Linked DNA regions of Homo sapiens: region 2 is linked to region 1. Evidence: read pairs that join two places in POLR2A ChIA-PET (ENCODE). Cell type or tissue: Panc1. All regions are shown on one strand.

Region 1 (8,000 bases):
TGCGACATCGGGGAATAAGCATTTATTTCCAACATAGTGTTTACTCTAGAGTTTACAATATACATTTTATTTTATTTTTCAATTGGCATATAATTGTGTATATTTATGGGGTACATAGTGATGTTTCTATATACGTAACGTATCAGTGATCAGATCAGAGTAATTAGCATATCCATCATCTCATACATTTATCATTTCTTTGTGTTGGGAACATTCAATATTCTCCTTATAGCTATTTGAAACTCTACAATATGTTATTGTTAACTATAGTCATCCTAGAGTGCTATAGACCAGTAGAACTTATTCCTCCTATCTAGCTATAATTTTGTAACCTTTAACAAATCTCTTCCTATCTCCTCCCTTCGCCCACCCTTCCCAGCCTCTAGTATCCTCTGTTCTGATTTTTCTGTGAGATCAACTGTTTTTCAGCTTCCACATATGAATGAGAACATGTGGTGTTTAACTTTCTGTTCCTGGCTTATTTCACTTAATATCCTCCAGTTCCATCCATGTTGCTGTGAGTGACAGGATTCCACTCAAATTATGGCTGAATAGTATTTCATTGTGTTTATATTCCACATTTTCTTTATCTGTTTATCTGTTGGACACCCAGATTCATTCCGTATCTTGGCTATTGTGAATAATGCTGCAGTTAACATGGGGATGTAGATGTCTCTTCGATATACCAATTTCCTTTCCTTTGGATAAATGCCCAGTAGTGGGATTGCTGGTTCATATGGTATGCTATTTGTAGATTTTGAGGAGCCTCTATACTGTTTTCCATAGTGGCTGTACTAGTTGATATTCTCACCCGCAGAGTGTAAGAGTTCATTTTTCTCTGCATCCTCCCCAGCATTTGTTGGTTTTGTTTTATTTGTCTTTTTGGTAATAGCCACTCTAACTGGGATGAGATGATACCTCATTGTGCTTCTGATTTGCTGTTCCTTGATGATTTGTGATAAGTGAACATTTTGTCATATATTTCTTGGCCATTTGTCTTCTTTTGAGAGATGGCTATTCAGATCATTTGCCCATTTTTAAATCTGATTTTTTTTTCCTGCTGAGATGTTTTAGTTTCTGGTTTATTCTGGGTATTAATCCCCTTTTGGATGAATAGTTTGCTTATATTTTCTCCCATTCTATAGGTTGTCTTTTCACTCTGCTGATTGTTTCCTTTGCTGTATAGAAGTTTTTTAGTGTGACATAATCCCATGTGTTTGTTTTTGCTTTTGTTGCCTGGGCTTTTGAAGTTGTATTCATAAAATATTTTCCCAGATTAACGTCCTGAGGCATTTCCCCTGTTTTCTTTCAGTAGTTTTATAGTTTCAGGTCTTACATTTAGGTCTTTAATCCATTTTGAGTTGATTTTCACATAGAGGTGGGAGGCTAGTTTCATTCCTCTGCATATGAATATCCAGTTTTCCCAGTATCATCTATTGAAGATACTGTCCTTTCCCCAGTGAGTATTCTTGGCATCTTTGTCAATAATCAGTTGGCTGTAGATATTGTGGATTGATTTCTGGGTTCTCTATTCTGTTCCATTGCTCTGTATATCAGTTTTTATGCCAGTACCATGTTGTTTCCATCACTACAGCTTTGAGGTATATTTTGAAGTCTGGGAGCATGACGCTTCCAGCTTTATAACTTTTTTTTCCTCTTTGAGTTGTAAGCCACTTTTAGTATATTTGGAACCCTGTGGGTGTGGTGGTGAAGTGTGAGGGAGGGTGGGAGTTCTGGAATCTGGTTAAATCTCAGTCTGACAGTGGGTCTGGGTCTCACATAGGTTCACTCTTACAGTGGGCTGTGATCTTCACAAGTATTTCTCTAGCGTTAGAGCTCTTCTCCCCTGTTATCTATTCCTGCCCTATTTCCTTGAGGCCCTGACCTTTGCGGATTTTTTTGCCCTGTAGGTATGACAGGAAGGCTGGAGGGGGCTGGAGTGGGAGGAATGCCCTTTGCATTCCCCTAGTTAGGAGAAGGATCTAGCAAAGTTTTTTTCCCCTGGAGCAAATGACTTTGTGGCAGAGAAAACTCTGGGCTTATTACTCTTCCCCTCCCCTGCCAGAGGGATCTCTCTGGGATCTTTTACCTTAGTGCCTGGTGGAGTTCCTGGAGGTAAAGCCCACAGAAGTGTGGGTCTCGCACCTCCTGAGACTGCTTCCCCGAGTTTCTCACTCTCACTAGTCCACACCGAGCATCCAGCACCAGCTTATGGCTCTGGCAGTTTCTGCTCCAGGTAAGCGGATCTCCTCTGTGTCTTTCCAGGTTTCCAGCACAGTTTGCCCTGTTAGCTCAGTTCTCTGATCGTCCCAAAAGAGCCATTGATTTTGAATTTTCCCAGCTTTTTCTCATTACATGTTGCAGCTGAAAGCGAAGTCACCACCTTGTTTTTAACTTGTATTTTGTGACTTGTTACCACTTCAGTGCTTTAGACACATAGGCTCAGTGCTGCAATATTGTGTCTAGGTTTGATTATGCTAAATTTAACCTTTCTTATGTATCACCGGAGTAGTAAGGATTTCAAACTACCCTGCCTGGTAGCTTTCGCTTTCCTTAGAAAAGCTTATCACTTCTTGACTGGGCCCCGTGGCTCCCGCCCATAATCCCAGCACTTTGGGAGGCCAAGGCAAGGCTGGCGGATCACCTGAGGTCGGGAGTTTGAGACCAGCCTCACCAACATGGAGAAACTCCGTCTACAAAAATACAAGCCGTGGGGTGGCGCATGCCTGTAATCCCAGCTCCTTGGGAGGCTGAGGCAGGAGAATCGCTTGAACCCGGGAGGCGGAGGTTGCGGTGAGCTGAGATTGCGCTGTTGCACTCCAGTCTGGGCAACAAGAGCAAAACTCTGTCTCAAAAAAAAAAAAAAAGACACTTTGGGAGGCCGAGGCGGGCGGATCACGAGGTCAGGAGATCGAGACCATCCTGGCTAACACACTGAAACCCCGTCTCTACTAAAAATACAAAAAAATTAGCTGGCCGTGGTGGCGGACTCCTGTAGTCCTGGCTACTCCGGAGGCTGAGGCAGGAGAATGGCGTGAAGCCGGGAGGTGGAGCTTGCAGTGAGCCGAGATCGTGCCACTGCACTCCAGCCTGGGCGACAGAGCGAGACTCCGTCTCAAAAAAAAAAAAAAAAAAAAAAAAAAAAAGAAGAAGAGAGAAAAGTTCATCGCTTTTTTAATGTTCTGTTCCTGCAAGTATGAAGATATGTTACTGCTTTTCAGAAAAAGCAGTGTGCTTTTTTCTGTGCATTATTTTGCACTTTAAGGCAAGAAAAGCTGTAAAGGCTCTCTTTATTAGATTTTTCATTTAGAAATAAATTAGTTCATCTAAGGATTTGTCAAGTTGTTCCTTTTCTGTTGAAACCTGAATTGATTGGTTTTGGTTCTTCTGGAAGCAGATCTTGAGATAGAAATCTGAATCCAAGTTGTGTATTTGCGAGGTAATCCCAGGACACACCAGTAGGGGAATGAAGTGCGCCGTCTAGGAAAGACAGCCAATAAAGGGCATGTTTTCAAGCCAGGTCCCGCTGTGGACAAATGAAGCTTGATTGTGCTGAGGAATTCTAGAGCCAGTGTAGCATACGTATGTCAGAGTTGTGATTTTTCCACTGGGGGTTTGGAGGGAGGCTGGATTTAAGGAAGCTGGAGTCTTCTTATCAGTATATTGTGAGGACTGCCCTCAGGTAGGTACACATTCCCCTGTAGTTTGGGCCTGCCCTGCACGTGGGCAGATGGGCTTCAGAAGCCAGAGATACAGGTACTGGCAGTTGGAATTCAGAACACTGTGCGGGATAGTAATGCTCAAGGGGACCTGCAAACAACAGTAACTGCGATGTTTATTTACTGGGCTTGGTTAACAGCATGAGCTAGGATCTGGTGATTTGCCAGATTGATTAAGTCTGTCAGCTTTCTAAACCTGTTGAGGTGGTAGATTCTCAGAAATTAATTTTCTATACAGTTCACGATGTATGGAGGAAAAAAGTTTTCTGAAAAAGGCCCATAGCTGGGCATGGTGGCTCATGCCTATAATCCCAATACTTTGGGTGGATGAGGTGAGGATCGCTTGAGCCCAGGAGTTGGAGGCTACAGTAATCTATGATCATAACCACCACACCCCAGCCTGGGTGACAGTGAGACCTTGTCTCAAAAAAAAGGCCCAAGATTCTGTCACAGTTTGATTTGCTGATGTTCTTTTTGGCAGTACCTAGCCTGCACTCTTTGAAATGCCAAAACAACTGTTTAGAAAATAGCCCTGGCCTTGTGCTTCCGATAATGGCCTGAGTAACCTAGTTAAAGCCAGCTGATACTTTTCTGAAAAGCATCAAGGAATTTACAACATAGTAAAGAATTACTGGGTTAAGATTTGGGAGATGATAGAAAACCAGAGACGTGAGCCTCTGACCCAGGGCCGCTTTTGCCCGGCTATTTGCTGTTCTGGAAGAGCAGGTGAGAGGCTGAGCAGTGTAGTTAACTGACTCACAGGAGGACAGAAACAAAAACTGGAGTCTAGAACTTGCTGTGGGTAAGAATCCTGGTGAGCCACCTGGGGTTAATGTTGAAACCTTGAGAGGCTGCCATCCAGAACACTCATGGGCTGGGAGTGTGCCAGCCTTTGCCTGGACTGAAGCTCCATGGGGTCACCTGGGGGTTTAGTAAATCTCAAATGGTGAAATGGATTAGGGTGATCTCAAATTGCTGGTGACCCCAGTCACCTAACAGAGACAGATGAAAATCCTCTCCAGAGGAAGATAACATCTCACGCCTCAAATTATTTCTGAAATGATTTTTCAAATAGTGTCCACCATACCACCAAGTCAGTGTAACCAGGCCCACTGGGAGACTACCTTAACAAGAACCCGCACAGATAACAGAGGATAGAAACAGGCTTTGCAGACAGTGGAATTACCAGACAGACGCTAAAGCATATGTTTATTATGTTCATGGAGATAAAAGTTGAATAAAAACATTTCAACAAGGAACTGGAAACTTAATATAAGGGGGCAAAGCAGACCTGAAAAACAACTAAATACTAGATCTAAAAAATACAGTAGCCAAAATGGAGGATTCAGTGGATTCAGCAGATTAGATACTGCTGAAGAGAAAAGTGAGCCCCCGAGAGATCAGAAGAAACCTCTCTGAATGAAGCGTGAGGGGGGAAGGCTGGACAACACTGAAGAAGCTGTAAGAAATATACTCCATCCTGAGAAAGTCTGACATACGTGATTTGAATCCTAGAAGGAGAAGAGGGAGGGGGGTAGAAGGAATATTTGTTTTTGTGTTTGTTTTTTTTAGACAGAGTTTCACTCTTGTTGCGCAGGCTGGAGTGCAATGGTACAGTATCGGCTTACCCCAAATCCAAGTGATTCTTCTGCCTCAGCCTCCTGAGTATCTGGGATTACAGGCGTATGCCACCATGCCCAGCAAATTTTGTATTTTTAATAGAGACAGGGTTTCTCCATGTTGGTCAGGCTGGTCTTGAACCCCCGACCTCAGATGATCCACCCGCCTCGGCCTCCCAAAGTGCTGGGATGATAGGCATGAGCCACTGCGCCCGGCCGGAAGGAATATTTGAATAAATAATGGCAAAGATTTTTGAAACCCCATGAAAGATGACAATCCACAGAATTAAGAGATTCTTAATATAGCATAAGGTGATTCTTAAAGTTTTCCACTTCTAAGTAATATGCAAATTCATTTTCCTTAGATTGAGCTTCCTTCCCCTCCTCCTTTCTAATTTTAGCAGTGGTTTTCAGAATTCTGCTGAGAGTAAGTGTTTTTCTAACAAGTGATGAATTACATGTTTTTTTTAATCACATTTACAAAATAATTTATGTGCTAGAGTTCCAAAAATTTTGATTGGACAAAAAGGATGCAACTTCTGTTTTGATTGAAGACTGAGAGATAAGAACATCTTAAATAAAAGGCAAGCTTTCCAGACCCAAAGGATTAGTTTATAATGCAGGAATTTCAGCATAATGGGCAGTCAGGGGGCAGAGCCCCTCACTGGCACCACTCAGCCATGGTTTATAGGTAGCTCCTACTCTGTCTCCCTTGCCGACTGGGAAGAATGACTCTCACGGATGAATGGCATAGCTGACACAGGAAAGAGTATGTGTAGGATGCAAGCGAAAACCCTTTAACTAATACTACTATTAATAATTATGTATAACAGCTGGACACAGTAGCATGTGCCCATAGTCATTTTATTTCAATTTATATTATTTGTTTTCCTTACTGTTCTTTTCTACCTCATAGAATTAGGAGGTAGAAACTACTGACCTCATGCTTGCTCCCTGAGGCTAGCTTTTACCTGAGGTAGCTTTTACCTTCTTGTCTTCCACAGGTCTATAGTGAGCGAGAGCTGCTACTTTTTACTTGGGCATTCATTCAAAGTGTTGAAGAATAACAGCCTCTACCATCCCTTATTCACTGGCTCATCAGCTGTCCCAGGTTTTGCTCTTCTAGGTATTTGCCATGTTGTTTGTCCTTTTAGTTTCTTTTCTATGTGTTTGATTAAATTTGCTTCTTTCTCCCATCAGCATTACCTTGTGGTTTTCTTCTGCATTTGAGACACAGTGTTAGACATTTGATGCATTCATGTTCTTTTCGATTGTCTTACAGAGAAGAGATTCATAAATATCAGGGATGTCTGAGGATCATTCCCAGGGAGCATATGATGTCTGGAATTTGCTCTGAACCTTTCCTAATTCAGCAATCGCCTTATGTGTAATTATAAACTACTATTGGTAGCTATGTTTTCTTCTAGCTTTCTGGGTAGATAAGGAATGGGAAAGAATAATGTGTATTTTTATGTTGTCATCACCTGGTAATTTCACAGGGGTATGTGGGTACTGTACTGTTGTAAATTAATATTTGTACTCACATGACTACAGCTGAGTTAAAATATGAGTGTGCCTCTTTTATGGAAAAAGCTAATAAATATTTGCTGTTTGACAATTTGTAATGCAAGAGTATCTTACAAGAAAATAGCTGGAAACTACTGAAAGGTAAATAAATACATTTTAAATGCATTAAATATTATGAAAATTAGTTTATTCTGGTAGAAAATGAAAGCTGTCCTGTGAAATAGAATTTTCTCATTAGTCTTGTGGTAAAAGATGGACATTAAAAGGTGGTTAAGAATTTCAGATTAGATAGTGATTCATAGAGGAAAAACTATTCTTCAAATTGTGCTTTTAGAACATTTGTTCAGTACTCAAATTTTATTCTCATATTTTTGACAAATTGATGGAATTAAAATATTCTTTCGGTGTGCTTAAACCTGCTCATTTTTCTTGGTGCTTGTGGCTATGGAAATCCCCTTTGCTTGTGAGGTTAAAATAATATGGTATCCTATTTCTTTCATAGCCTTAAAGTATTTAATCTTTTCCATAGTTGTTCTTATATTTTCAAGTTAGGGAGTTTCTGTCTAAGAAATTTTTTACCTCATTTATTAAATCACTACATATTCCTTGTAGAAAATGTTTTAAATAAAAGAAAGAACAAAGAAAATTAGCCATGATGCCACTAACCTGAGTCTATTAATTTTTTGGTAGTTGCCAAAAGCAGTATAGCATTTTGTAGATAGTGTAGAAAGATGAAAATAAGTAGTAGATTATATAGCAAAACATTAAAGTGGTGAGACTTCTGGTGATTTTTAAGTAGTTTCCTTTTTGCTTGTCTGTGTTTTCTGAGCTTTTAGCACAATAGCAAAAGCTATTAAAACATTAATTGCGGGCCAGGTACAGTGGCTCACGCCTGTAATCCCAGCACTTTGGGAGGCCTGGGCAGGAGGATCACCTGAGGTCAGGAGTTCAAGACCAGCCTGTCCAACATGGCGAAACCCCATCTCTAATAAAAAAAAAAAACACAAAATATTAGCCGGGCCTGGTGGCGGGCCCCTGTAATCCCAGCTACTCAGGAGGCTGAGGCAGGAGAATCGCTTGAACCCAGGAGGCAGAGGTTGCAGTGAGCCAAGATCTCGCCACTGCACTCCAGCCT
Region 2 (8,000 bases), 410 kb after region 1:
GACAGGAAAGTAAATTTTAAAATGAAGGAAGGGCAGGAAGGAAGAAAAGAAGAAAGGGAGTTCAAATGTTAAACATTAAAATGGTCTACTCTCTTGAGTACACCTGCAGATATTCCTCAAGTTCTAGCATTGGCCCATCTCTCTCTCTTTCTCTTCCATGATGATTTTGTAACTTAGGTACTGTTTGCCAAATGTCCAACCTAACTTTCAAACAATATTCAGAGCAGCTGTTTTCAATTCTCATCTTTATGCAGTGAACTCTGAAATCCACATCTCTATTTTGTTTTTTGTTTTTTGAGACGAGTCATGCTCTGTCACCCAGGCTGGAGAGCAGTGACACGATCTCAGCTCACTGCAACCTCCGCCTCCCGGCTTCAAGCGATTCTCCTGACTCAGCCTCCTGAGTGGCTGGGATTACAGGCACCCGCACCACACCCAGCTAATTTTTGTATTTTTAGTAGAGACAGGGTTTCACCATCTTGGCCAGGCTGGTCTTGAACTCCTGACCTTGTGATCCACCCACCTTGGCCTCCCAAATTGCTGGGATTACAGGCGTAAGCCACCACGCCCGGCCTTATGTCTCTATTTTAATCTTCTCATTTACTCTGGGTCTGTATTTTTAGCACTTACTGGACACCTCCACCTGGATGTGCCACGACCCTTGGCCTTGCTGGGCCCAGGAGGACCTTCTGCTTCCTCCCAAACCAACATCTTCTGTGTTACCTATTCCTGTTCATGATGGACTTCTGATGAGCCCGGTCACCCAGGCTCTAGGTAAGTGGGTCTCAACTTGGCTGAACACTACATTAGCAAGAGGGACATTTTTTTTTTGGAGACAGAGTTTTCCTCTTGTTGCCCAGACTGGAGTGCAATGGCGTGATCTTGGCTCACCGAAACCTCTGCCTCCTGGGTTCAAGCAATTCTCCTGCCTCAGCCTCCCGAGTAGCTGGGATTATAGGCATGCACCACCACGCCTGGCTAATTTTGTTTTTTTTTTTTTAGTAGAGATGGCGTTTCTCCATACTGGTCAGGCTGGTCTTGAACTCTGACCTCAGTGCCTCCGAAAGTGCTGGGAGCCACCATGCCCGGCCTAAGAAGGACATTTTTGAAAGCTCCCCAGCTGATTGTAACGTGCAGCTAGTGTTAAGAACTACTCTGCCTTTCTTTCTTTTTTTTTTTTTTGAGGTGGAGTCTCGTGCTGTCTCCCAGGCTGATGTGCGGTGGCATGATCTCAGCTCACTGCAACCTCCGCCTCCTGGGTTCAGGCAATTCTCCTGTCAGCCTCCCAAGTAGCTGGGACTACAGACACATGCCCCCACACCTGGCTAATTTTTTGTATTTTTAGTAGCGACAGGGTTTCACTGTGTTAGCTAGGATGGTCTCCATCCTGACTTCATGATCCTCCTGCCTCAGCCTCCCATAGCGCTGGGATTACAGGTGTGAGCCACCGCACCCGGCCTACTCTGCTTTTTGCAGGCTCACAGTTGCGAGTCCAATCTGTGACTTTTACCCCTAACGTAGCTCAGAAATCTATTTCCTTCCTTCTTTCCACCCTCCTTCCCTCCCTCCCTCCCTCACTCCCATCCTCCTTCCCTTCCTTTCTGACAGAGTCTCTGTCACCCAGGTGGGAGTGCAGTGGCACGATCTTGGCTTATTGCAACCTCCACCTCCCAGGTTCAAGTGATTCTCCTGCCTCTGCCTCCTGAGTAGCTGGGATTACAGGCATGTGCCACCACACCCAGCTAATTGTATTTTTAGTAGAAATAGGGATTCACCATGTTGGCCAGGCTGGTCTTGAACTCCTGGCCTCAGGTGATCTGCCCACCTCGTCCTCCCAAAGTGCTGGGATTACAGGCGTGAGCCACCGTGCCCAGCTCTATTTCCTTCTTTCTATTCCCAGTATTATCCCTTTAGTTTAAACACCATGAAAGCACATCTTGGTTTCTTGTTTTCCCTGCTCCTACTCATGCCTGACAAATCCTTTCAATGTATGGTTCTGATCATATTAGCCCTCATTTCAAAACCTTCCTGCCATGTGCCTTAGTCAGGCAGTCATATCTGTTAATGATGAGGCCCCTGCCTCTTAGCCAAGCTTGTTAAGTATCCTCTACTCCCCCCATTAAAAAAAAAAAATAGGCCGGGTGCGGTGGCTTACGACTGTAATCCCAGCACTTCGGGAGGCCAAGGCGGGCGGATCATGAGGTCAAGAGGTCGAGATCATCCTGGCTAACATGGTGAAACCCTGTCTCTACTAAAAATACAAAAAATTAGCTGGGCGTGGTGGCGTGCGCCTGTAGTCGCAGCTACTCAGGAGGCTGAGGCAGGAGAATCGCTTGAACCCAGGAGGCAGAGGTTGCAGTGAGCCGAGGTCGCGCCACTGTACTCCAGCCTGGGCAATGGAGTGAGACTCCATCTAAAAAATAATAATAATAAAAATAAATAATAGAAACCGGGCCTCACTATGTTGCCCAGGCTGGTCTCAAACTCCTGGGCTTAAGTGATCCTCCCACTCTGGCCTCCTGAATTGCTGGGATTACAGGTGTGAGCCACCCTGCTTGACTTCTACTCCCTTTAATGAACGCTTATGACAACGAAGGAAAGTTGCTTGCCCTTCCCTACACATGCCCTTTTCCTGCCTCTGTGCCTTTGCTCACGCAGTTTCCGCCCCCTGGGGCACCATTCTGCACATGTCTCCATCCTGTGTTTTCATCAAGGGCTGGCCCAAATGCTACCATCTCCCAGGACAGCCTTCCCTGATCTGTCCAGCTAGGAGTAAATTCTTCCTTTGAATTCTCTTAGAATTTACATATTCTGTCAAAAAACCACTGAAGGGAGAGCAATTTGCAAAATAATGAATTGTTTTTCTGCTTTAGGACATTGGTTCTCAAAATTGAGTATACATGAGAATCATTTGGAGAACTCATTTCAAATGCATACCCCAGGCAGAGCGTGGTGGCTCATGCCTGTAATCCCAGTACTTTGGGAGGCCAAGGCAGGAAGATCGCTTGACGCTTGAGCCTGGGAGGTTGAGGCTGCAGTGAGCTGTGGTTGTGCCACTGCACTTCAGCCTGGGCCACAGAGCAAGACCCTGTCCCCCGCCAAAAAAAAGAAGAAGAAGAAGAAGAGGAACAAGCCTGTTGCTTATTTCAAGAGATTCTCAGGCTTATTTCCAGAGATTCTCAGTTTTTTCTCACATGGTGTTCCTGTCCACCATACTTTAAGAAACATTGAGCTAAGAGGTTCTTTGTTAATTTCACGTCAGGTGGATTCATGAATACGTCGACTTGTTGGAGTTTCGTGATATAAATCCAGCCATACTAGCAAACTGTTAACAGTCCTGAAAACAGTGTAAAGTTTTTCATATACCAGGACTGAAAACTCAAGTGGATGGGTAGGTTGAGGGTTCACTGCTGAGGACCACAGGAAGTGGTAGGACTACAAGGGACTACGGAGCATCTCTGGTATTCACCTTTCAGTAACGATTTCCATCTGAGAATTTGGAGCAACTACTGCCAGAATTTCCATTTTCCCAGAAAGTTGGAAATCCAGAATTTTAGGTGACATTTCCAGATTATTACATGGTAACTTAAGGTTTTAACAACTCTGTGAGGTTTGATATAACCCAGTTGCAATTGATTTAATCCAACAATTAGCTTTCATAATTGAAGTGTAAATAGAAGTAAATGTTGGTTTGTTTTGCTGCAGAATGACATAAACCATTATTTCATCTATATAGTGACAAGAAATCCACAGAAATGAAGAGACAGGCTCATTTTAGGATTTCCTGGAATCATTAATTTTTAAAAAATTATTTTCTCTCTCCTTCCTTCCTTCCTCTCTCTTCCCTTCCTTTCCCTTTCCTCTTCCTTTCCTTTCCCTTCTTCCCTTTCCTTCCTTTCTTTTTCTCTTTCCCTTCCCTTCCCCTTCCCCTTTCCCTTCCCCTCCCCTTCCCCTTTCCCTTCCCCTCCCCTTCCCCTTTCCCTTCCCCTCCCCTTCCCCTTTCCCTTCCCCTCCCCTTCCCCTTTCCCTTTCCCTCCCCCTCTCCCTTTCCTTTTCTCTTTCCTTTCCTTTTTCTCTCTCCCTGTCCAGGGGCCCAATCTCAGCTCACAGCAACCTCTGCCTCCCGGGTTCAAGTGATTCTCCTTCCTCAGCCTCCCGAGCAGCTGGGATTACAGGCCCCCACTACCATGCCCGGCTAATTTTTGTATTTTTAGTAGAGACGAGGATTTGCCATGTTGGCCAAGCTGGTCTCAAACTCCTGACCTTGGCCGGGTGTGGTGGCTCATGCCTGTAATCCCACCACTTTGGGAGGCCGAGGCGGGCAGATCATGAGGTCAAGAGATTGAGGCCATCTTGGCCAACATGGTGCAACCCTTTCTCTACTAAAAATACAAAAATTAGCTGGGTATGGTGGCATGCGCCTGTAGTCCCAGCTACTCAGGAGGCTGGGGCAGGAGAATTGCTTGAACCCAGGACGTGGAGCTTGCAGTGAGCCGAGATGGCACCACCGCACTCCAGCCTGGGCGACAGAGCAAGACTCTGTCTCAAAAAAAAAACAAAAACAAAAAACAACTCTTGACCTCAGGTGATCCGCCTGCCTCGGCCTCCCAAAGTGCTGGTATTACTGAGCCACCTCCCCTGGCCTACAGATTTAAAATATATATCTTTTCATATTTTTAGTACTCAGAGATGGATGATTAGATATAGTGTCTCTCTCCATTAAAGTCAACAACTGTGGGCCAGGTACGGTGGCTCATGCCTGTAATCCCTGCACTTCAGGAGGCGGAGGCAGGAGGATCACTTGAGGCCAACAGTTCAACACCAGCCTGGGCAATATAGGAAGACCCCATCTCTACAAAAAAATTTTAAAATGAGCCAGTCATGGTGGCGTGCACCTCTAGCCCAGCTGGTTGGGAAGCCAAGCTGGGAAGATGGCTTAAGCCCTGGAGTTTGAGGCTGCAGTGAGCTGTGATGGTACCACTGCCCTCCAGCCTGGGCAACAGAGTGAGGCCTTATCTAAAAAAAAAAAAAAAAAAAAAAAAAAAAAAAAAAAAAATCAACAACTGTGGCTGGTGGCTCACACCTGTAATCCCAGCACTTTGGGAGCCCAAGGCAGGAGGATCACTTGGAGCCAGGAGTTTGAGGCCAGCCTAGGCAACATAGTGAGACCTTGTCTCTACAAAAATAAAAAAAGAAAAATAAATCAACAGGCTGGGTGTGGTGGCTCACGCCTGTAATCCCAGCACTTTGGGAGCCCGAGGCGGGCAGATCACTTGAGATCGGGAATTTGAGACCAGCCTGGCCAACATGGTGAAACCCCGTCTCTACTAAAAATACAAAAATTAGCCAGGCGTGCTGGCACATGCCTGTAATCCCACCTACTTGGGAGGCTGAGGCAGGAGAATTGCTTGAACCCGGGAGGCGGAGGTTGCAGTGAGCAGAGATTGCGCCATTGCACTCTAGCCTGGGTGAAGAAGCGAGACTCTGTCTAAAAAAAAAAAATAAATGAAAATAAATAAATAAATCAACAACTGTATTTTAAATTATAAGTGTAGCCCCTTGTTTCATTTTACTATTTAAGAGACATGAGTCATACTTCTATGCTGTGCTGGAAATGGCGGAGAATTGACAAGTATGGAATTTCCCAGCCCCCAACTGTAGGATCCTGAAAATGACAGAATTGTAAACAGATATTTCACGTTAATACAAAGACCTCAGAATAGGCTTTTTTATTCCCACGCCAGTCCCATCTTTATTCTAACGTGCCACGCTCCAATGCAGCGGTTCTCAGCGTGTGGCCTGAGGACCCCTGGGATTCTGGAGGCCCTTTCGATGGGTCTGTGAGGCCCTTCGTTTTCCAACTTCATATCCATGTGAGGCCAGATACTCTTCATGTAATTCAACCAAAACATCAGACTGCAATAGATTGAATGTAGATATGAGAACCAGCTGTCCTCTATTAAGCCAGATAGCAAAGAGATTCATAAAACTGTAAAACAATGCCACTCTTTATGGTGTCTTTTGTTTTGGAGAATATAATTATTTTTAATAAAAATGTGTTCTTTACATTAACATGATGGGTTTATTGTTCTTTTAAAATGAAGTAATGAAGTGTTTTTAAATTTTCTCAATTTTAGTTTCTAATATGGTAAATATCAAAAAATATGATCCACATAAACGAACCTCCTGGTGGGTTCTTTGTAATTTTTAGGAGCGTGAAAGTGTCCTGAAACCAACCAGGTGCGGTGGCTCATGCCTGTAATCCCAGCACTTTGGGAGGCTGAGGCGGGCAGATCACGCAGTCAAGAAATCGAGACCACCCTGGCCAACATGGCAAAAACCCATCGCTACTTGCTCTGTTGCCCAGGCTGGAGTGCAATGGTGTGATCTCGGCTCACTGCAACCTTTGCCTCCTGCGTTGAAGCGATCCTCTTGCCTCAGCCTCCCGAGTAGCTGGGACTACAGGTGTGCACCACCACACCCAGCTATTTTTCTTATATTTTTAGTAGAGACCAGGTTTCACCATGTTAGCCAGGCTGGTCTCGAACTCCTGACCTCAGGCACCTGCTTTGGCCTCCCAAAGTGGTGGGATTACAGGCGTGAGCCACCATGCCCATTTTTCTTATTCCAACATTATCTCTTGATCTCACAACTCTGATATCTAGTCAGAAATCCTTCTTTTTTCTTTTCTTTTCTTTTTTTTTGAGACAGGGTCTCGCTGAGTTACCCAGGCCAGAGTGCAGTGGTGTGATCATAGCTGGTGTGGAACTCCTGGGCCCAATTTTAAAGTTGCAGAGGCCAGGCACAGTGGCTCACTCCTATAATCCCAACACTTTGAGAGGCTGAGGAAGGAGGATGACTTGAGGCCAGGGGTTCTAGATTTGCCTGGGCAACATAGTGAGACCCTGTCTCTCCAAAAAAAAAAAAAAAAAACTGAAGAAACTGAGGTTCACAGGTTACTAACACGGTTAGTAAATAAATAAATCAGAAATAAGATTAATCTTGTAGGGCTGGGCACGGTGGCTCATGCCTGTAATCCCAGTACTTTGGGAGGCCAAAGTGGGTAGATCACTTGAGCCCAGGAGTTCACGACCAGTCTGGGGAATGTGGCAAAACCCTATCTCTACAAAAAAATACAAAAGTTAGCTGGGCGTGGTGGCATGCACCTGTATTCCCAGTTACCTGGGAGTCTGAGGTGGGAGGATTGCCTGAGGCCCAGGAGGCAGAAGTTGCAATAAGCCAAGATCACACCACTGTACTCCAGCCTGGGTGACAGAGCGAGACCCTGTCTCAAAAAAGCAGAAACAATGATTAATCTTGTAGCTCTTCCATTACAATTTATGTCTTTTAAAAATGCTCCTCTCTTTTTGTCTTTCCTTCCGAGTGTTTTTTTCTATCCTCTCTCTGAATGCAACAAGAAGGGAAGTGGGGAATGGAGACCAATAGCAAAATAGAACCATCTCTTCTAAACCTTTTGCCTTGCCTCTCTGCTTAAAGCTGCTATCATTTCATCATTAATTAAAGGCGATGGAGCAAAGGTCCCTGGGTTGTCATTTGTTGCTGTTGCACCATCTAACATTGATTTGAGTGTTTATAATGGGGTTGGTACTATTCAGAATATCTGATGACAAATCTTGGCTTCTATCTTTTTTTGTTTTTGAGTTTCACTCTGTCGCCCAGGCTGGAGTGCATGGCGCAATCTTGGCTCACTGAAACCTCAGTCTCTTGGGTTCAAGCAATTTCCCCCTCTCAGACTCCCAAGTAGCTGGGACTACAGGCACCGACCACCATGCCCACCTAATTTTTGTATTTTTAGTAGAGACGGGGTTTCACCATGCTGACCAGGCTGGTCTCAAATTCCTAACCTCAGGCGATCCACCTGCCTCAGCCTCCCAAAGTGCTGGGATTAGAGGCATGACCCACTGTGCCAGCCAATTTGTCTCACCTGAGGTCAGGAGTTCAAGACTAGCATGGCCAACATGGTGAAACTCTGTCTCTAC

What was found. Peaks named below come from ENCODE experiments on the same cell type or tissue, not always from the same donor. Only the 100,000 strongest peaks of a DNase experiment are listed, where the experiment ranks them.
Region 2: POLR2A ChIA-PET joins it to region 1 with 5 read pairs; 2 of 35 experiments call an interaction of 5 or more read pairs at or near these places.

What each region holds. Positions count from the first base shown.
Region 1 is chr7:152,072,945-152,080,944 of GRCh38, forward strand. The region is part of intron 1 of GALNT11 (polypeptide N-acetylgalactosaminyltransferase 11); the gene reads left to right. Among named protein-coding and RNA genes, the nearest start is that of GALNT11, 51 kb to the left of the region's middle. In Panc1, CTCF peaks have their summits at 3,513 and 3,717; a DNase peak (open chromatin) is centred at 3,467; H3K4me3 peaks cover 602 bases; H3K27ac peaks cover 1,858 bases.
Region 2 is chr7:152,483,329-152,491,328 of GRCh38, forward strand. No RefSeq gene overlaps it. Among named protein-coding and RNA genes, the nearest start is that of LINC01003, 23 kb to the left of the region's middle. In Panc1, no CTCF peak of the experiment used is centred here; no DNase peak of the experiment used is centred here.